Linked DNA regions of Homo sapiens: region 1 is linked to region 2. A link is a loop called in an ENCODE intact Hi-C map of the cell type or tissue named here. Cell type or tissue: Caco-2. All regions are shown on one strand. Each heading gives the region's core, and the rest is flanking DNA. Links, peaks and the distances in the headings are about the cores only. Region 1 overlaps LINC01913 (long intergenic non-protein coding RNA 1913). Region 2 has its middle 18 kb from the start of PKDCC.

Evidence for each region. A loop is a pair of places that touch in the nucleus more often than their neighbours do. Peaks named below come from ENCODE experiments on the same cell type or tissue, not always from the same donor. Only the 100,000 strongest peaks of a DNase experiment are listed, where the experiment ranks them.
Region 1: it touches region 2 in a loop (5-fold over the local background); 3 of 110 quality-filtered maps call a loop at or near these places.

The regions. Positions count from the first base shown.
Region 1 is chr2:41,889,369-41,900,002 of GRCh38, forward strand. LINC01913 (long intergenic non-protein coding RNA 1913) reads left to right here. Exons shown (of 3, transcript NR_033996.1): 2 at 983-1,050; 3 at 3,161-4,678. Among named protein-coding and RNA genes, the nearest start is that of LINC01913, 17 kb to the left of the region's middle. RefSeq lists an enhancer at 7,176-7,225 and a silencer at 7,356-7,405. In Caco-2, for the core only: no CTCF peak of the experiment used is centred there; a DNase peak (open chromatin) is centred at 5,923.
Region 2 is chr2:42,060,260-42,070,893 of GRCh38, forward strand. No RefSeq gene overlaps it. Among named protein-coding and RNA genes, the nearest start is that of PKDCC, 18 kb to the left of the region's middle. RefSeq lists a silencer at 8,768-8,932. In Caco-2, for the core only: no CTCF peak of the experiment used is centred there; DNase peaks (open chromatin) are centred at 1,121, 3,682 and 4,452; H3K4me3 peaks cover 408 bases.

The DNA.
Region 1 (10,634 bases), core at 1,750-9,749, 170 kb before region 2:
AGACCAATGGAATAATTTTTCTGTGCTGAAGAAAACAACAACTATCATTGTAGAATGCCCAGCCAAGGTTAACTATCATTCAAGAGTGGGGATTTTTAAAAAATCACATCTTCAGAAAAAGACAAGAGAATTTATCACTTCTAGAAGAAAATTGAGCTGAGAGGAAGGAGTAGGGTGGAAGAATCAGTGGTAAGTGAAGAAATGGATAAACATGTGGGTAAATCTAAACAAGAATTGACTGCAAAATAGCAATAACAATACTATCGTCTGATTTTTGTGGCATTTAAAGACAAAGCGGGGAGTGGCTCATGCCTGTAATCCCAACACTTGGGGAGGCCAAAGGAGGAGGATCGCTTGAGGCCAAAAGTTGGAGAACAGCCCTGGCAATATAAAAAGACCCTGTCACTACAAAAATAAAAAAATAAAAATAAAATATCAAAATTAGCCAGGTGTGGTGGTGTGTGCCTGTAGTCCCAGCTACTCAGGAGGCTGAGGCAGGAGGATCACTTGAGCCCAGGAATTCGAGGCTGCAATGAACTATGATCATGCCACTGCAAACCAGCCTGGGCAACAGAACAAGACCCTATCTCATAAATCAAAACAAACAAACAAGACAAAGTGGACCTAAAGTGCCAAACACTAATAACATAAAACTTAGGATGGAGTAATTAGAATAAGAGCATCCTAAGGATATACAGAGTCTAATTAACTGTAAAATTGTTACAGTAATATGCATGAATTATATATACTTATAGCAGCTAACACAGTATATAGTCTCTCTTTAATAGAATCTTGATTTTTCACAGGGCAGCACAGTGCTCAACTAAAAATACACACCTTCCCAGATTCCCTTGAGGCTGAGGTAGCAATGTATTGCAGTTCTGGCCAATGAAATAAAAACAGAAGCCTACTGGTCAACTTCCAGAAAGAATGCTTTGCCCTTTACCAATTACCCTTTTCTCTTCTTCCTACCTAAAATAAGGACAAAATGCTTGGAGGAGCAACAGACACCCTGAGACCATGAAGACAGGACGAAGTCACACACTAAGAGTAAGAGAAAAGGATAATTAAATTTTAAAACCCTGGGTGCTTAATGATATCCTTAAAGATGTGTACTAGCTCTGAACTTTTTACTCCAGTCTTCTCGTTGCGAAATAAACCCCTAAATGTTTAATCCACTGTTTTCTATGATGTACAGCCAAGTGTAAACCTAAATTGCACAGTGTGATATAGTAAAAATAAGTATTTGATCTTTGTTCCTCCTGACACACATCCCCTAAAATCCTTAGCATCTATGGAGTGGTGAGTATCTTTTGTATGTTAATAAGAGCACTGGTAGTTGAGGGCATGTGGATAGATTCAGGAGTCTTGGTCACCTGAAAGACCAAGGCATGATTAGAGGTTTGAAACTTTCAGCCCCACTCCACCCACAGCCTCCAGGGAGGGGAGAGGGGCTGAAGGTTGAGTTCAACCACCAATGGCCAATAATTTCATTAATCCTGCCTACATCATTAAACTCCCATTAAAAACTCCTACACGGAGGGGTTCAGCGAGTTTCAGAGTTGGCAAACACATCCATGTGTTGGGAAGGTGGCAGACCCCGACTTCACATGGACAGAAGTCTTGTGCTTGGGACCCTGCTGAACATTGTCCTATGTGCCTCTTCATCTGGCCATTCATCTGCTCCTCTACACAAAAGAAAACTAAGAGTCAGCAAAGTATCTTCCAGAGTTCTGTAAGCCCTTCCAGACAATTACTGAACCTGAAATGGGAGGGTGGTGGGAACTCACAACTTTGTAGCCATGTCAGACAGAAGTGGTAGTATCTTGGGCACCAAATTTGTAATAGGCATCTGAAGTGAAGGGAGGCTTGTGAGACTGAGCCTGTAAACCTGTGGAGTCTGACATTAACTTCCGTCAGTAAGTGTCAGAATTGAACTGAATTGTAGGACACCCAGCTGGTGCCCAGAGAGTTGGAAACAGTTGTGAGCATGGGGAAAAAAACCACCCATTTGGTGTCAGAAGTGTTGTAAGTAAAAACAGTTTAAAATTGGTAGCATTCAAAGAATGTTAAAAAATTTAAGGATAACCTCTCAAAGGAGAGAATTCAAATGTATGTAACTGTTAAAACAGTAGGAGAAAAAAACAGAAAATTGTCAATATACTAACAGAAAGAAAAAAGGAAACAAAAGAAGCTAAGAGATTAAAACAAAAACATAAAGATATCAATATACACCAGTCATAACTGTGTTCTAATAATAAATGTAGTAAATGTAAAGAATTAAAATTACTTGTTAAAAGAAACACTAAGATCAAATAAGAAATCCGGCCTTTTGTTTTTTCTAGTAAACACACTTAAAATATAATAACACAGAATTATTGAAATGAAATCAGAAGAAATATACCAAGTGATCATTATCCAAAAAAAATGATAGTAAGTAAAGTATCTCCCAAAGTTCTGTGAGCCTTTCTAGCCAATTATTCAACCTGAAATGGGAGGGTGGTAGGAACCCACAACTTTGAAGCCAAGCAGTGAAACAATATTAAAGTCAGAAAAAATAAAGAAAACAATTACAAAATGATAAAAAGAATTCTCCAGAAAAATAAAACAACCCTAAACATGAATATACCTAATAACATAGCCAAAAATAAAACAAAAGAAAAACTAACAGATTTGCCACCATGGTGAGGGATTTCCAGGCGGAAGGGAACAGGCTTATTGTCCTGGGTAGATGTGAAAGTAGGCTGAGACAAGTGAGTGGAAGTTATGAAGTGGAAGGACTTTGACTACATCTATGGAGGGACTTCTATAACTTTCAGAGCTGTCCAAATTGAAATTGGCTGCCTTGGGAGGGAGGGAGAACTCCAAAAACATGGTTTTCTAAGTACAATCTGTATGGCTACTTAATGAGACTATTGTCCAAATATTCAGATATCAGACACTTAGCCCCATGAGGGCAGGAACCATGACTGCTTTGTCCACCACTATGTACCTGGTGTCTGAAGCAGAGACTGGCACAGAACAGGTGTTCTTAAGTGTCCACTGTATGAATTTACTTTCCAGACAAGAAAATGGAGAAAACCACCTCTAGAGTGGCTTCTAATTCAGAGATTCAGTGATTCTTATCTACCCATTCCTCTGCTATTTGTCCTCATTCCAGTCTGAGGCCCAGGGTCACCACAAACCCGGGAGACATGAGGCCAGGCCTGAGAGGCACAGGCAGGCTGAGGAATGGACAGAAGAGCAACAGAGAAGCCTGGAGGATGAAAGCCAACTCTGCAAAGAGCTTCCAAGAGTCTTCCTGCCACAGAAATTCCACTTGGCCACAGAAATGGCCCTGGCCCTGGGCCAGGAGAGAGGTGGCGACGAGCTGCTCATGGCAATGACTTTCAGTCAGCATGTCTTACCTGTGCTTCCAAGGGTGGAGATGCCACTTTGAGTAGGTCACTGGGTCAGGCAGGTCACAAACCAAGCTCCTCCTACACAGTGAGTTCACGGAGACAGAGAGAAGGAAGGGAAGGAGGTTCTCAGCTCTACTGATTCCTTAGGTCAAGGAGGGACAGGGTCCCTGTACTTGGGGACCCTCCAGTCTGATGGGAAGATACAAGGCAACCCTCTTAGAGCCGTAGAATGAATGCCACCTATAGTTCCTCCCTTCAGGAAGGAAATCCAGTCTGATGGAAGAGACACGGCCCCTGTTGTATCATTCTTGCCTTCTTACCCATGTCACACAAGGGAGTGAAGGAGGTGGCAGGCCCAGGGATAGGTCCATTTCTGTGGTGAATGGAGGCTTTCAGAGGACATTCCCACAGCCCTGCTGTCAAGGGCCCCTTCCCCTTCCTCCCTCCCCGGCACGATGCCTTACCCACTGGAATGAATCCTGAGCTCTGAGCCTATTCCTAACACATGAATGCTGACCCCTTTGTCACGTCCCGCTTTCCCTCCAACTCTGTTTTTTGTTCTTTTTCCCACCCAGACTCGCCCTCCCCCACTTGCCATTTCCCAAGCTCATCCCGGGGAGACCAGACTCAATGGCCCACTGGTGATCTTGTTTTACATGAGACATTTCCAAAAAAGACCAAAAAATCCTTTCCAGGAAAATGCCATTTTTAAAATTCAGCTCCAGACACTGCGGCAACATTAGGAAAACAAAGGACTTGGCAGAAAGGTTTTCTGCGTGGGGACTTTCTCTCGAAAATACCTTCTCCAAATTGCCTCCAGTGGGGATGACTCCAAGGGTCAGTTCTGGAGCACCCAGGCAATTGCAGACAGAGTGACTTCGGGTTTGTACACTGTCCCAGGTCTTTCCTTACCTGATATCACCCTGGGATCTTCCAGGCTTAAACAAGGAGCCCCTTCCAAGGGTCCCCAAAGGAAGCAGCTGTCTCTGAGGGTCAAGAAATAATGCTGCTTCCTTCCTCCAGAGGGGACTCCTCAACCCCTCTCTTGCCACCATCACTAAGCCAGGGGCCCAGGTTAGGAGGTGGAGGGACATAGTGTGCTTAGTAGAGAGCTTGTCTTCTCTTATCATCCAAGTGAGAGGAATACACAGCTTCCCCTGGGGCATACATAGTGGTGTTCCCCTTTTTTGCATGTATCAGGTATAATTAATCAGGTTGACATCACATATGTAATAATAATGGCCATTATTTATTAAACACTTCCAATGTGTCCACGAGTAACCTGTTCTTTATGTTTGTTTTACCTCATTTAATCCTGGTAACGATTGTCATGGGCTGAATTGTATCTACCCACTCCCCACCACTCAACAAGACTCGTACGTTGAAGTCCTAACCCCCAGTACCTCTGAATGACTGTGTTTGGAGACACATCCTTAAAACAGGTAATTAAGTTAAAGTGAATCATAATTAGGGTGGGCCCTAATCCAATAGGATTGGTGACCTTACAGAAGAGGAAATGTGAACATTGTTAGGCACATGCTGGGAGGCAAGGACATAGCGAGAAGGCAGCCATCCGCAAGCCAAGGAGAGGGGCCTCGGAAGAAACCAAACCTACCGGTACCTTGATACTGGACTTCCGGCCTCCAGAACTATGAGAAAATTAATTTCTGTTGTTTAAGCCATCCAGTCCATAGTATCTTGTTATGGCAGCCTTAGCAAACTAATACAACACCCATACAATCAATCTTACCATCTTACCATTTTACAGAGGACAAAACAGTCTCGAGAGGGTATATAACTTTCCCAGCAAGCATATAGCAGAGCTGAAAATGCATAATCAACTGCGTGACTCTGGAACACAAGCTCTTAGAACTGGATCCTGCTGCTTCTCCTCTGTGCTCTACTATGCAAGTTCATGATCCATTTACTTATTGCTACAAAATAAACCATCCACAACTTATTGGCTGAAAACAACAACTTTTATTTTGCTCATGAATCAGCAATTTAGGCAGGGCTTGTTGAGAACAGCTCATCCCTGCTCCACTTGGTATCAGCTGGGACAACTTCAAGGATGATCTGACAATTGATGCTGGCTGTTAGCTGGGACCTTAGGTGGGGCTGCTGGTCCAAAATTTCATGTGGACTCTCTATGTAGCCTGAGCTTTCTCCTAACATAACAACTGGTTTCAAAGGCAAGCATCCCGGGAGACAGAGCCAGGCAGAAGCTTCTCTAAACAGCCGTAGCAGACACACAGCATCACTTTCGCCACATTCTCTTCCTTTGAAGCAAGTCACTGAGGCTGGTCCATGTTCAAGGGGAGAGGAATTCAATGCCACCTCTCAGTGGGAGGAACATCAAGGAATTTGCAGACATGTTTCAAAACCATTACAATGCATGTGCCATTGACATGCCTGAACATATTTTATGTCAAGTGTTTATTTACCACCAGCACAGTATCATCGAAAGGACATCAGACTGGAAGTCCAAAGTCCTGAACAAGAGCCTGTCAGCTGTGTGGGGCTGGGATTTCAACACCCATCTATGAAAAAACCAGTACCTGCTTGTCCACTCAGTTCAGCCACCCTCTATATGGAAATGAGGTCACTTAACCCCATTCCAGTCTCTAAAACCAATACTAATCCCAGTCAGCAGGTTAGTTAGAATGCTGCTCCTGGGGCACTTTATTTGACTCTCAGTTATGATAGCCTGGGTTCTCCCTGTCTCTGTGCCTGAGCCTGTCTTAGAAACGTAGCAGTCTATGTGTGGAGCACATCCTCAGGACTAGGCACTGTCACTGGTGCTTTATGTTTGCTATCTCATTCAGCTATTTCAACCCTATGAAGGAGGTTTCTTTATGCCCATTTTACAAATGAAGAAACTGAAATTCAGGGCAGGTAAGTCATTTGCCCAAAAGTTAGTAAAGGGCAGAGCCAGAACTATGAGTTGTGCTGTGGCCAGCTCTGTCTCCTCCAGGATCTGCTGTCCTGCCCCTGGACTGCCTGCCAGGACATCTGATGGCTTCTGGGTTGTCTGTACCTCTGCTCCTCTTGCCTTTTAGGGCCTCACCATACTTCTTGTTGAACCTTATCCCTGTCTCCTTCATGAACGACTCACTGGACTTCTACCATCCTGCATTCATCCTCCTGATCTAACTCCATATCCCAGCCCTCTGCATCTGCCCCAGCCTATCGTGCCCAACTGCACAGTGTCCTGGCATGGCTAGAGAGCAAGATCAAGCAAGAGAGCATCACCAGTGAAAAAACAAAAGCTCTGGAGTCAGACCGATCTAGATCCAAATGGTGGAGTGAGCTCCACCGTTTATTATTTGTGTATAAAAATAATGACACCCATGTTGCCTCGTTGTGAGGATTCTCGGTGAGTTAATACAAGTATAGGGCTTGGCATAGTGCCTGGCACCTAGCAAATGCTTAGTAAATATTAGTTATCTTTGCTGTTATTATCAATAATACTTGTAAAAGATCCACTAGAGAGCCTAGCATATGGTAGGCATTCAAAAAATGATAGCTGTTAATCTCATTGTTTAAGTCCTGGAAAAGCTACAGGAATTCAGAGAAGAGCCAGATAACAAGGTAGCAGAGACAGAAAACAGGCTGCCCAAGTAACTGCGCAGATCTGCAGATCTGTCTAATCCTAGAGCTTGGGTATGACTGGCCTTGATTAAGTGGAAACGCCTCCCTACAGAACTCCCATCTTCATCTGCCTCGATTAGGAGATGACAAGAGCTTCCTGAGCTTGGAAGCCCCTGGGAAGAGGAATTTCAAGAAGGAAAATCAGAAACACCCTGTCTGTGCTACGACTGCCCAGGATCCTCTGCTGTGGCAACATATATCACTGGCCACCCCACTGTGCCGTGTTCATCTAGTTGTCCTATATAGGTCTGTGGTTTCACAGGCTTCATCTGAGCCTGCAAGTTCTCAGAAAGTGGGTGAATGTGGTCAGAGTATGTTTCAGCCTCCCAGCCTCAAACCCACTCCAGGTTGAGATGTCAACAAAAACAGCAAGCAGGTGGGTAGAAAGCAACCATCAGATTTATAAAAGAGCTGTCAGATAACCACACACAGGCACTCACACTTGTGAGCATTTGAGAGCTGTGGTGCTGGTGCCCTCTTTTACCTTATTTTTCCTGCTGCTACCCTCCCAGGATCCTCACAACTAGATCCACCGATGCTCACAGCTCCTGAGTCAATGCTAACCAAGCTGGAGAGTATGTAAAGTTTGAGCAGATACAACGGCTTGGAATAATGTCACCAGCTCAGTTACAACTACTTGGCTCCTGTGTTCCTCCTGATTTTCCTTCAAGCCAGATGATCAATGAGGTGACAGGTATTTCCCCCAGACCACTCTCATTTCCCTTTTCCAATCATACATGGATCTGGTGCCCTCAGGGATGACCTCTAAGAACCCACATTCCTGCACCACGTTGCCTCTGAGCCTGAGCTCTCCTCTCCCCTCTCCTGGGCCCATTGTGATACAATCAGGCTCTTCTGTCCCTAATTTTGCCTAGGACCCAGTTCTTCTCTGTATAAGTCAGACATTGCTGTGATAATACTATGTAATAAACCATCCCATAATCTTAGTGGCTTACAAAAACAAACATTTATTTTCCTCACTCACAATCTGTGGGTTGGGTAGAAGGGCTGTGATTCAGGTGGTGAGTTGGGTACAGATCAGTTCCATATCTCTCTCCTGGAACCAGCAGCTACCTGGGATAGGCTCTTCTCATTACATATGGAAGCAGCACACAAAGGGGCTAGTGGAAGCCTCCCATGACTCTTAAGGCCTCAATTCAGAACTGTCTCGTTGTCACGTCCATCCATATTTCCATTAGCCAAAGCAAGGTAACTGGCCAAGCCCACAGCTGACAGCATGGGAATATAGGCTCTACCTCCTCTAGTAGGGTGCATGTAAAGCCATATGGCAAAGGGCATGGGTATATAATTCTATTGCAGGGAGGGAGTGGAGAATTGGAAATAATCATTCAGTCTCCAACATTTCTTAATCTAGAACTCAGTTACAAGCTCACCTGAGGGAATATACATCTTTTACTTGCCTGCTGGGCCTTCTACCCCTGATCCCAGCCCACTGGCCTAGGATGTGACTCTGAGTGAAGAAGTGTCTCACATGGAGACCCCGCCCACTTGGCTGCCAGTCCTTGGCTGTCACCAGCATCATTTACTCTGATCCACCCACCTGACTGTTCCTCTGGAATTCTTGAAGAAGCCTACCAGCCTAATTGGCTCCTCAGCCCTTATCTATACTGGCCTCAGGAGGGGCTAGAACCAAGAACTCAAAAACTGGAAAAACATTGGGGAACCAAGCAGTTTCTCCCACTCTCTCACTCTGCACTTCTGCTTCCTTCTCGCTGTGGGCATCAGCTTTCTCTGCTCCTCAATGGATGGTGGAATAGGGCCTGCTCTAGGCCTGGAGCCACTTTTGGCACCATCACCAGGATAAAGAGAATTCCAGTGTCCCATTTCCAGAGTCCCAGAGAAAGACCCCGGTCAACCATGGCTGGTATCATGACATAGAAACATGGTTGCCTACCCCTCTAGATGGAGGAGAAGAGAGGTGTGAGCTGCCAGACAGTAAGAAAAGCATGGAAACCAGAGGTTTCAGGCTGTAGTCTTCTGAGCTGACTCTGGCCAGAGATGTGTTTTGTTTGGCCCAAGGGATTTTTTTAATGTTTTCAATTACTTGACAAAAGTTAGAAATTGAGAGTTCACATATGAATCCAAATACTTTTTTCTTAAAAAAACTGAAAGGTCTCAATTGGAAAGGAGTGTGAGGGGCCTTATGGGTCCTGATGCTGTTCTGTTCCTCAATCTATGATCTATTCATGGAAAATTTATCAAGCCATATACTTAAAATAGATCCACTTTTCTATTTGTATATTACACCTTCTTTAAGTTTTAAGAATTTAGAAGGTCTATAATGAAATCACATTCCAGCAAGGAATAAGTCCTCTGGAGCTGAGTAGTTTTCCATACCACCATACCCCTCACTACTCCCCATTCTCTTCCTATCACTGAGGCCGAGGGTCAGTAGTCACTCATCATCGTCCTAGACTATGATTTTCTTATAACAGAGTTGGGAAGAAAGTAACTTTTATATGGACATTCATACATACATATCCATAACTCAAGCAAAAGGACAGACACAAAAGAGCATCAACGAGAGCTATGTGTTTGCATGTTTGCAAAAAAAAAAAAAAAAAAAAAAACGGAAAATAGCTTTTTATTTTTGGAGAAGTTAAAATCATTCTTCCAAGTTTGACATGCAAATGAAATGTGTCAGTATCAAAAGAATTCAAACAAAAAAGCTGTGAGGCTGGTAGGGAAACTTAACGATCTAAAAGAAAGTACTGATGTTTTAACATGTTTTATTTTTCAAAGCAAATAAAACAAATGACACAACTGTGAAATGAAGTTATGGAGAAGGAGAAAATATTGCTCATGCATTGAAACCTTTTATTAATGGTGAGTTTACAAAAGAGAATCTACTGAGGATAGAGAAATTCATACCTTGAACAAAAACAAGTATTTGCAAATGGAAGACTAAACAGAAACGCTGGTTGCTCAACAAGATGACGACATGGCTGAGAACTTACAGGACAGGTTGTGTGAAAAAGTTAAATCATTTGTGGCATTTCCTAGTGAAGCTTATGAGAGCCCAGTTAAAATAATACCACCCAGTCAGCTATATTTATTTATGGTTCCAAAGAGACTTCAATGTGATTGGAGAACTTTTGGTCATGGTGTCCATCACAGGCACAATTTCAGGAAATTACTTAGCTTTGTGTGTTGAGAAGCCTTGAAAAACTTAAAGCAGACAGGTCAAAATTAGTAAGCCTGGCTACAAAACAGAGCTCCTGAAATGATCAGCATTAACACTGACCTTGTTATGAATCTTAAATCTAAGGTGGCCAATTTTGCACAATTAGGGAAACTAAATAATTCACCAGGAATTGCCTTGTGCTAAAAAGTTAAAATAGAACACATATCATGGGCCTAGTGAATGGGACTTACTCCCATGGCTAAAAGCATAAAGAGTTCAGTGCTTTGCCTGATAAAGTGGATATGCAGTAGTCATAACACTCGTCTGTTCTAATAAATAAAGGGTAGTTAGTGTGTAATGTCGGGGTCTTTCATGGGTGGGAGGGGAGGAACAGCTGAAAAGTTATTAACTTGTTCATATCATCCAACAAAAATACC
Region 2 (10,634 bases), core at 1,005-9,004:
AAAGACTGACACACAGTGGCTGAAGGGGATGGTGGACGGCTCCTTCCTTAGTGAGTGAGCCTTGTCCCAGAACCTATTTCTGGGGGCAAAAATGGCCAGATTCAGTCCTGCAGAGTCAAGAGAAGGGCATTTGCAACTGGGAATGGAGAAGGGATGGAGTGCCAGAAAGAAAGGGGAGGTAAAGGAAAGCCTGAAGCAAAATCATTCCTCTCCCAGATGACCTTTCACAGAGAGCCACCTGTTTCAGCCAGAAACACAACGCCACCTCCCCTTCCACCCACCAAGCCACGTTCTTCCTACTCCACTGCAATGCTAGTGATACCCGGGTGTAGTGAACAGAAAAAATATATTCACCCAACTGAAGCCTCAGGTGACATGCGCCAGAGGAGGGAAGGCAAGGGTGGGGATTGGGAAGGGATCCTTTTCTGAATTGGGGAAAGGATCCCCCAGTTGTGTTCCTGAATTGAGGAAGCAATGCAGGAGGGCAGTATGACCTAGTGGTTCCCCGTGAGGCTCTGGAGCCAGCCAAAGCTGGGCAGGAGTCCCAGACAGTTCTGCTTTTTGCTCAGTGTGATCTGGTTCATGACAACCTCCCTGAGCCTCCATTTCCTCATCTGCAAATTTCAGATGGATAATCTGCTTCACAGCAGCCTTACGGAAACTGAATAAAATCCTGCCTTAGCCAGGGTCAGCAAACGGTACATGCTTAGGAAATACTGGCTGATGCTGTCATTGTTATTATTTATTAGCGAGCTAAGCCCTCAGTGTTATCCATGGCCTGGCCTGGAAGAACATCCAGGTCAACTGCGGAGGACGAAGGCACGAGCTGGACTGCCCACCCCTTGACTCTGCAGCCCCCGCCCCACCCCGCCCTCCCACCATAGGGAATAGGGCCTTCAACTGCGGGAGGTGGGGCCCGGCTCTCTGGGTCAGTGCCCTGGGAGTTCAGTGTGTGGTAGACAGAAGGAGGAAGAGGATTAACATGAAAGCAGAAAATGGGATTAGGAGGCCTCAGGATAATGTGCCCACCCACCCCCCATCCATGACAACAGCTTCTTGCTTTCACTCTGTGGCTTCTGGAGCCCGAAGCATGTAAGACTTGGTTGTCCCTGCTCCTGAGGGCAGAGCCAGGAAAGGAGACTTGGACTCTGAGCATGAGACTACTCAGTTGACTAGGAAGAGGGGCAGGGCTGTAGCTGGCTGCAGGCCAGGCCTGCGTGACTTTCTGTGCACTTTCTCATTTAATCCTTACGGCAACTCTGAGAGGTGGGTGATGGCCCAGAGGGGTGAAGAGCAGGGATCCAAGCCTAGGCTGTTGCCCCCAAAAGCCTGTGTTCCTTTCCCTCCACCCAGAAGCACACCCAGTTATTGCCCTAAACCCATAGGAGCAATGATCCACTCACACCTGCCACCTCCCCTGGATCATCCACAAAAGTGAGGATGTCCCAAGGACCCTGACCTTAAAGGACCCCTTTGAGGTCTATGTGAAGAACTTTTATGTTTCTCTGTTCACCTCTCCGTGAACCCCAGCCAAGGCTACCCCCTGAGGTAGACAAAGTGCCACATCATTCCCACCTACGGGAAGGAGATAGACCAAGATATTTCTAATAATTGCCTCTTAAGCTCTAGAGGATCCCTACAACTGTGTTTGGGGGAAGTTCCTTCTCCCACTCTCATTCCAGTCAAGGGCCCTGTCAGTCTCCTTTTCTCAGCATTTTAACGACTTGTTGTCCTGGCCCATCCTACCCAGCCCTAGGCCCTCTGGCCTCATTCCAGCTCCAGAAAGCCTCTCCTAGGATGCAGAAAAAAGAACTTTTCCCTCTATCATTCAAGGCCCCAACAGGAAACAGAGAGCACAGTGTGCATAAGACCCATTTACAAATGTGTAGGTCCAAAGGATAGCTATGACCTGAGCCAGTGGCAGCCAAGCTATTTCCATCTCTATCCCCCACCAAAGGAAGGGAGTGGGAGCTATTACCAGAACTCAGAACCTGGAAGAAGAACCCAGGAGTCATGTAGAGTTGGCACTTGAAGAAGTGACCAAAGGACACCACCAGACAGGGTGACCCCACAAGGTGGGACATATACTCTCACCACACATTCCGTCCTCACTCCCCCAGTCTCCTGCTGAGCTCCCCATTGGCCAAACTCAACTTGAAGGCAGAGGGCTAAGGAACTCAATGTGCTCACCTAAGAGCTGGTCAGGAGCACCCCATCTCACCTCACATCTTTGGGATTTTGTTTGGCTTGAGGGGAAGGCAAGAGATGACTTTTTTGTTCCCAGTTCCATCCTTAGATATTCAGCAATTTGTTGTTGTTTGAATGAAGTCACACTTTTGGGCCCAATCCTGCAGAAAGTCCCTTACAGCATGCATTCTCAACAGAGCTACCATCATTCCCAAGGAGACAACACTTGGTTCTTGGGAGATGGAAAGTCTTAGATATCACAATGGTTTATGGCCCTGCAAAGGGCCACAGGACATAAACAGAAATGCAATATTCCATGCTATTAAAATTTCATGGAAGGTGGTGGCAACTGGGGGAAAGGTAGGTTAAAAAAAGTACTTGGTGGGGGTGGGGGATAATAATGGAAAACAGGTTGAGAAGCACTGGATTATAGTGACCCAAAATCTTTCCTTGGGCTGTCACTGAGAGCTTCAAATCTCTCATCCTCAAAGGTGCAGCTTATACTATTATTTTCTAAACTGGTATATATGATGTATTCACTATTATTTTCTAAACTGATATATATGATGTATTTACATGTATTCTCTTTACACATCCATAAAAACAAAGTTCAGGCTGGGTGCGGTGGCTCACGCCTGTAAACCGAGCACTTTGGGAGGCCGAGGCGGGCAGATCACTTGAGTTCAGGAGTTCGAGACCAGCCTGGCCAACATGATGAAACCCCAAGTCTACTAAAATACAAAATTAACTGGGCATGGTGGCAGGCACCTGTACTCCCAGCTACTCGGGAGGCTGAGTCAGGAGAATCACTTGAACCCTGGAGGCGGAGGTTGCAGTGAGCTGAGATCCTGCCATTGCACTCCAGCCTGGGCAAAAAGAGCAAAACTCAATCTCAAAAAAAAAAAAAAAGAAAAACTGCAATTCAAATGCTTTACTCAACCTGCCCTTGTCCATGGGGAACATGTTCAGCCATTCTTGAGCCCTCTGTATCTTCCTGCATCTCACAGCCCTTTGCTGGTATTTGCCTACTTGGAAGAGCTCAAGGTCATTGGCAAGCCAGAAGATTTCAATGTACACTCATTCTTCTCTCAACAGATCAAGCCACAAAATATTTCTTGGATGCTAGTCACTGTAATGAATCCAGAAATATCAACCATGCTCTGCCTTTCAGGAGCCCACTAAGTCACTGGAGATGTCACAATTCAAGGTGATATATGATCCATGACTCTATGGCGATGGGGATGATTTCCACATGTGACTTGTGAAAGCAAAAGGGCTTGATAGTCACATCTCAAATCATTAAGGGCCAGTTAACTTGGTCCCCCCAGGAGCATCAATTCCCCAGCAGGAGCCCCACAGTTCACATTTTTCCATCCAGATAAAGACTTGTTTATCCTTACTCTTTATTCCTTATCTCTAAGCCAGTTCCCTATTTGTTTCCAACATTCTCTCCATTCCCATGGTGACTCAACTCCTTTAACATGCTTTGGTGTGGCACCTGTCAGAGGACGCTTGAAAGTGTAAGGAGATTGTGTCTCCTGTTTCCCCCTTATCCGCACACTTATTCTGACCCTTCACAAAGCTCTAGTAGATTAGGGAAGCATGATTTCTCCTTACCAAAGACAGGCTGCCTTTCCACAGGAGGTGGAGTTTTCTCAAGCACCCGTAATCCTGCCCTGAGAGGTTCTGTCAGCTTGCCTGGCATGGAAACTAAACTCTCGCACCATTTCCCAGAGACCCCTCTGGTGCCTTCGGTTCTTCAGCACGAGGGTCAGTCTCAAGAAAAGGCTCTCATTTTGTCCTATGCTTCCATGATGTCAATCTTCTTATTTATTGGCAGCAGGCTGGACTGGGGGGTGGCAGGGGGTGCAGAGAGGGGATACAAAACAAAAACAAAACATACAGTGTGCCTTACTTTCCATTGCTTGGAGATTTCAGGCACTGTAATTCATCTGAACTTGTGCAGAAGATAATAGTAAGGTTATCTGTATCACATTTCATTTTATGACATATCACCTTGTTTACACCGCTCTTTGGGTTGTATATGGGATATAGATTACCTTTAAACACTCTGGTTTTGTTTAGTCCTTTTATTCTGCCATCAATAAAAAGTTTTAAAGGCAACCATTGTTCTAAGAAATGACTATTGCACTTAGGGCACAAAGCTACTTTAATTGAGAAAGACAGATTATCTTGTACCTTGGCCTCCCGTATCTTATTGAAGCAGGCTTTGATGCCGTGCGGAGTCTTCTGACTCCATCGTTGAGCTATGCAGCATTCTGCAGTTATTAAGAGCAAATGAATTTCTTCTTTAAACACAGACCTCTGCTTAGCACATTTAGTACTATTTGACTTGGGTCTCAAGATAGTGCTATACCCGGAATGGACTTCGCATGCCGAATTTTTTTAGAAATTACCCACAATCCTATCACATATGCTGAAGTGACCTTTTTTTTCCTATAGGCTCTCCAACAATGTGCTGAGATGAAGAGATTTCTACAGGGTACTTTCGGGTTAGGAACTTACAGGTTAACTCTTTAATGCTCAAGTCTTTATGTAATCCATTCATGCTGCTTCTGAAAATATATTCTTAGCAAATAATTCAAAATATGAAAAGATTCAGATGCACACAGATGCTCCTTGCAACATTATTTAGAATAACAAAAATGAGAACTGTTTGGCAATATGAGAAAATGTATAAATTATACTGTTAAATGAAAAAGCAGTATGCAACCCATATATTCAACTATGTAAGAATAAATTTGGAGGCTGGGCACGGTGGCTCACACCTATAATCCCAGCATTTGGGTGGCTGAGGCTGGCGGGTCACTTGAGGCCAGGCGTTCCAGACCAGCCTGGCCAACATGGTGAAACCCTGTCTCTACGAAAAATACAAAAAAAATTAGCTGGGCATGGTGGCGTGTGCCTGTAATCCCAGCTACTCAGGAGGCTGAGACTTGAGAATCACTTGAACCAGGGAAGCGGAGGTTTCAGTGATCTGCAGTCCAGTCTGGGTGACAGAGTGAGACTCCATCTCAAAAAAAAAAAAAAAAAAAAAAAAAAAAAGAGAGCCCCCCCCCCGCCGCCCATCTCAAAAAAAATAGTGGAAGAGACTGGAAGGAAATACACAAAAACCAGTAATTTTGCAAGGATGACAAAGGTATTTTTCTTTTATATATATATTTTATTATACTTTAAGTTCTAGGGTACATGAGCACGATGTGCAGGTTTGTTACATATGTATACATGTGCCATGTTGGTGTGCTGCACCCATTAACTTGTCATTTACATTAGGTATATCTCCTAATGCTATCCTTCCCCCCTCCCCCCACCCCACAGCAGGCCCCAGTGTGTAATGTTCCCCTTCCTGTGTCCAAGTGTTCTCATTGTTCAATTCCCACCTATGAGTGAGAACATGCGGTGTTCGGTTTTTTGTCCTTGTGATAGTTGCTGAGAATGATGGTTTCCAGCTTCATCCATGTCCCTACGAAGGACCTGAACTCATCATTTTTTATGGCTGCATAGTATTCCATGGTGTGTATGTGCCACATTTTCTTAATCCAGTCTATCATTGTTGGACATTTGGGTTGGTTCCAAGTCTTGGCTATTGTGAGTAGTGCCGCAATAAACATACGTGTGCATGTGTCTTTATAGCAGCATGATTTATATTCCTTTGGGTATATACCCAGTAATGGGATGGCTGGGTAAAATGGTATTTCTAGTTCTAGATCCCTGAGGAATCGCCACACTGTCTTCCACAATGGTTGAACTAGTTTACAGTCCCACCAACAGTGTAAAAGTGTTCCTATTTTTCCACATCCTCTCCAGCACATGTTGTTTCCTGACTTTTTAATGATCGCCATTCTAACTGGTGTGAGCTGATATCTCATTGTGGTTTTGATTTGCATTTCTCTGATGGCCAGTGATGATGAGCATTTTTTCATGTGTCTGTTGGCTGCATAAATGTCTTCTTTTGAGAAGTGTCTGTTCATACCCTTTGCCCACTTTTTGATGGGGTTGTTTGTTTTCTTCTTGTAAATTTGTTTGAGGTTCTTTGTAGATTCTGGATATTAGCCCTTTGTCAGATGAGTAGATTGCAAAAATTTTCTCCCATTCCATAGGGTGCCTGTTCGCTCTGATGGTAGTTTCTTTTGCTGTGCAGAAGCTCTTTAGTTTAATTAGATCCCATTTGTCAATTTGGCTTTTGTTGCCATTGCTTTTGGTGTTTTAGACATGAAGTCCTTGCCCATGCCTATGTCCCGAATGGTAATGCCTAGGTTTTCTTCTAGGGTTTTTATGGTTTTAGGTCTAACATTTAAGTCTTTAATCCATCTTGAATTAATTTTTGTATAAGGTGTAAGGAAGAGATCCAGTTTCAGCTTTCTACATATGGCTAGCCAGTTTTCCCAGCGCCATTTGTTAAATAGGGAAGCCTTTCCCCATTTCTTGTTTTTGACAAAGGTATTTTTCTTTATTGCCAAACCTTTTATATGTGTTGTGATTTTTTTTTTTTTTTTTTTTTTTTTTGAGATGGAGTTTCACTCTTGTTGCCCAGGCTGGAGTGCAATGGCGTAATCTCAGCTCACTGCAACCTCCACCTCCCAGGTTCAAGGGATTCTCCTGCCTCAGCCTCCCAAGTAGCTAGGATTATAGGCATGCGCCATCACGCCCGGCTAATTTTGTATTTTTAGTAGAGATGGGATTTCACCATATTAGTCATGGTGGTCTTGAACTCCTGACTTCAGGTGATCCACCCGCCTTGGCCTCCCAAAATCCTTGCTGGGATTACAAGCATGAGCCACTGCGCCCGGCTGTGTCATGATTTTGTCTGGTTAATACAAATGGTTTTATTTATATTGTCTTTCAACGTCTTAAAAAAGAAGTTCGATCTTTCTGCCTAAAATGGGACCAAAATCTCCCATTTTGTTATATAACCTTTATTTATCCTGGACTGTTGGAAAGTCAGCCCCACTAATTCTTTGATGCCTAACAAGTGTTTGATGGCCTACTACAGGAGCTGGAATCACAAATGACTATAGAGCCAGCAGGGAAGGGATCAGTGGTGCCTAAGGCCACCTGGAGAACTTAGGCGTGATTTGCATAGGTATTTCAAGAAAGCTGGAATTTTTTGTGACTCTCCTGATTTGTACACTTTGGCTACTTGTTCAAATTCAAAATTAAAATGAAATAAAAAGACATTTGTGGGCCAAACAGAAAATGTCTAAAAGCTGGATTCAACCGGCTGGCAGTGATTTTATGACCTCTGGCACGAGACCCATTTCTGAAGTTATAACCAGCTGCCTGATTTCTTAGCACTCAGACAACCAAACCTTCTCCATGTCCTTCCGTCCCTTCTTCCTTGGCGAGCCCTGCACCACTCCCGACCATGCGACGAGGGTGATGAAGAACATTGGTCCTCAGAATTAGGAAGGCTTGTGAATCTGTCCCTCCTTGGAAGCATTTCTCCTGCCAGAACATGAAAGCTGGAGACATTTTTGTTATTAATTCATTTCTCTGTCTGTCGCTTACATTTAGTGTGGCTGTGAGGAATGAATTTGATGGTGTTCAAATATGACCAATTTCATCCTTAAGCCCTTCTCAGTTGTCAGATGGTGCCAGCCAGTCCTAGGCTCTGTTTCCAGTTTGCTGTCAATCTGACTTCAGCAGTCAGTGTGTTCGTCACTGTTTATTCCAATACCACTGCCCTGTCTGGCACACTGGCCAGCTTCAGAGGACTGACCTTAAAAGGTGGCCACCTCTTCTGCTCCAGCTCCACTTCCCCTGTCTCCCTCCCCCTCTCATCGTTGGGAGCATCTTTGGCATCTCCGCCACGGAGGGATCCTATCTGCCTCTATGCTGGCGTCTGCTTCTGATCTCTCATGAAAGGCTTCAGGCAACCTCCACTTCCAGAAAATGATCCTTTTCCCTGCAGTGACCCTAGGGCTTTGCCACACAGATTTCCCACTGTTCTCGGATCCCTGGATATTGGCCCCTGGACTTGCAGTAAGGTGCAACAGACACCCCAGGACTAACCATCATCCCCAGTCCCCAGCACACCAAGGACCATCTGGTGCCATGAGGTTGACGTGACATCTCTGCTGCCCTGGGGGCATTGGAAAACTGCATCAGCATGGTCTTATAGGAGCTTGTGCACTGATCAATGAATTAATCACCAATCAATAAACGAATGAGCTGAGGCTCACCACTTAGTCATTTTAGCTTCTGTACAGTGAAGCGTCCCTCCCTTCTCCATGCAGGACCCGTTGTGGTTACGAATGCCTCCTATTAGTTCTTTGTTTATTTGGGGCATTGCAGATGCTGCCAGATGTTTACTTTTAACGTGAGGAGAATTACACCACTCCTGTGGTTGTGGAGAAAGAAGGGGGAGCTCAGGGCTGCGAAGGTGGGAAGTCCCTCCACAGCCCAGTCACTGGGAGTTCCTTCCCGCTCCCCTCCAGATGTGGCCCAGCCCCTACCCCATTTTGTCAAGTCAGCAGATCCCGACTATTCCAAGCATGGAGGGCCTGACAGCCTCCAGAGCCCAGGCAGCAGCACATATGGCCCAGCATGTGGTGTGCACATATGTAACTCCGAGGTCACGCCGGGCTCCACCAGCCCTCCCCGCACTCAGACCAGGACTCTCACTGCAGAGTCCCCGTCTCACCTGGCCCTTTAAAACAGCTCCCTCCTTGACAAGATCAAAAGGCAGAATTACCTTTTGAATTATTGGAGCTGCTGGAAAATGACACTGTTGGCAGGTATGGCCATGGTACTACCCCAAGACTAACCTTGGAACCCCACAAAGCCTGACCTATTTGCAGCAACACCTCTCAGCCTGCAAAGTCCATTAGAATTGGTGGGATCTTGTGTGGCCAAGAGGAGCTGAGGCTGATGGCAGAGGCCAGTGCAAACGCAGGTTCTCCCCACCAGGGTCCAGATTCTTTCAAAGACATGCAGGCTATTACCTACAGTCCACATCTTTTGAATGACAGTTCCTGATCCACATCACCTTATGCCACCATTACCTCTGCTGCTGGACAAGGAGGGAGAGCCTGCTCATTTGTCCATCCATCAGCCTGTTTAGTCCATCCTCCTCTCCATCTGCCTTCCTTCTCCCTTCTGCCCTCCTGGGCTCTAATAACCTAGAGCCTACAGATACCTTCCTTTTCTTTTTCCTTCTTGGTGCCCAGGAAGCACAGCCAAAAGGCAGAAGCTCATAACCTGCCCATACTCCCAAACAGAAATGAACCCGGGAGGAGGGAGGGATGAGCAGCAGCTCCCTGTCCAGCTCAGCCCAGCCCAGCCAGGCTGGAGGAGCCTTGCAAATGAGAAAGGCCCAGGGCAGAGCCACGTACTCATATTGTAGGACTGAGGACTTACAATATCAGTATGACTGAGTTGGCTGCAGCCCATATGCTGGCTTCCTAGAAAATAGACCTGTCTCCTTTCTGAATGACAACTGAAAGCTGCTAAGAGAAGAGGAGATGCCCCTTGATATCTTTCTCAAGAACTTGTTTTTCCAAGAATAAATGGGATGCAAAAATCACCAAACATTGTTTCGCTACGAAACAGTGAACTGACCCAGTTGTAGTCATGCCTGTATCTAACCCCTCCAAACCACCATCCTACACCATCTCCATCCCTTTCACCAATCCACAGTACAGATGGTCCCCAAATGATGATGGTTCAACTTACAATTTTTCAACTTTATAACATGTGAAAGTTACACATATTCAGTAGAAACTGTACACTGAGCACCCATACGACCGTTCTGTTTTTCACTTTTAGTACAATATTCAATAAATTACATGAAATATTCAACCCATATTATAAAATAGGCTTTGTGTTAAATGATTTTGCCGAACTGTAGGATAATTAAAGTGCTCTGAGCATGTTTAAGATAGGCTAGGCTAAGCTGGATGTCTGGCAGATTAGGTGTATTAAATGCATCTTCAACTTACAATATTTTCAACTTACAATGGATTTATTGGGATGTAATCATGTCATGAGTCAAGGAGCACCTGTATGTAATTATTCTGTTAGAAACTGAAGTACCCCCAATCCAGCACGTATCCTTCCTTTTCCTCTCCCCATAGCTGCTTTGAGGCAGGGCTAAAGCCAAGGTGATCTGCACCACTGCCTCTTCCAAAAAGCCCCTCCCTCTTTTCCTTAAAGACTTTTGGCCGGGCGTGTTGGCTCACACCTGTAATCCCAGCACTTTGGGAGGCCGAGATGGGTGGATCACCTGAGGTCAGAAGTTCAAGACCAGCCTGGAAACCCTGTCACTACCAAAAACACAAAAATTAGCCAGGCGTGGTGGCAGGTGCCTGTAATCCCAGCTATTCAGTAGGCTGAGGCAGGAGAATCACTTGAACCCGGGAGGCAGAGGTTGCAGTGAGCCAAGATCATGCCACTGCACCCCAGCCTGGGCAACAGAGTAAGACTCC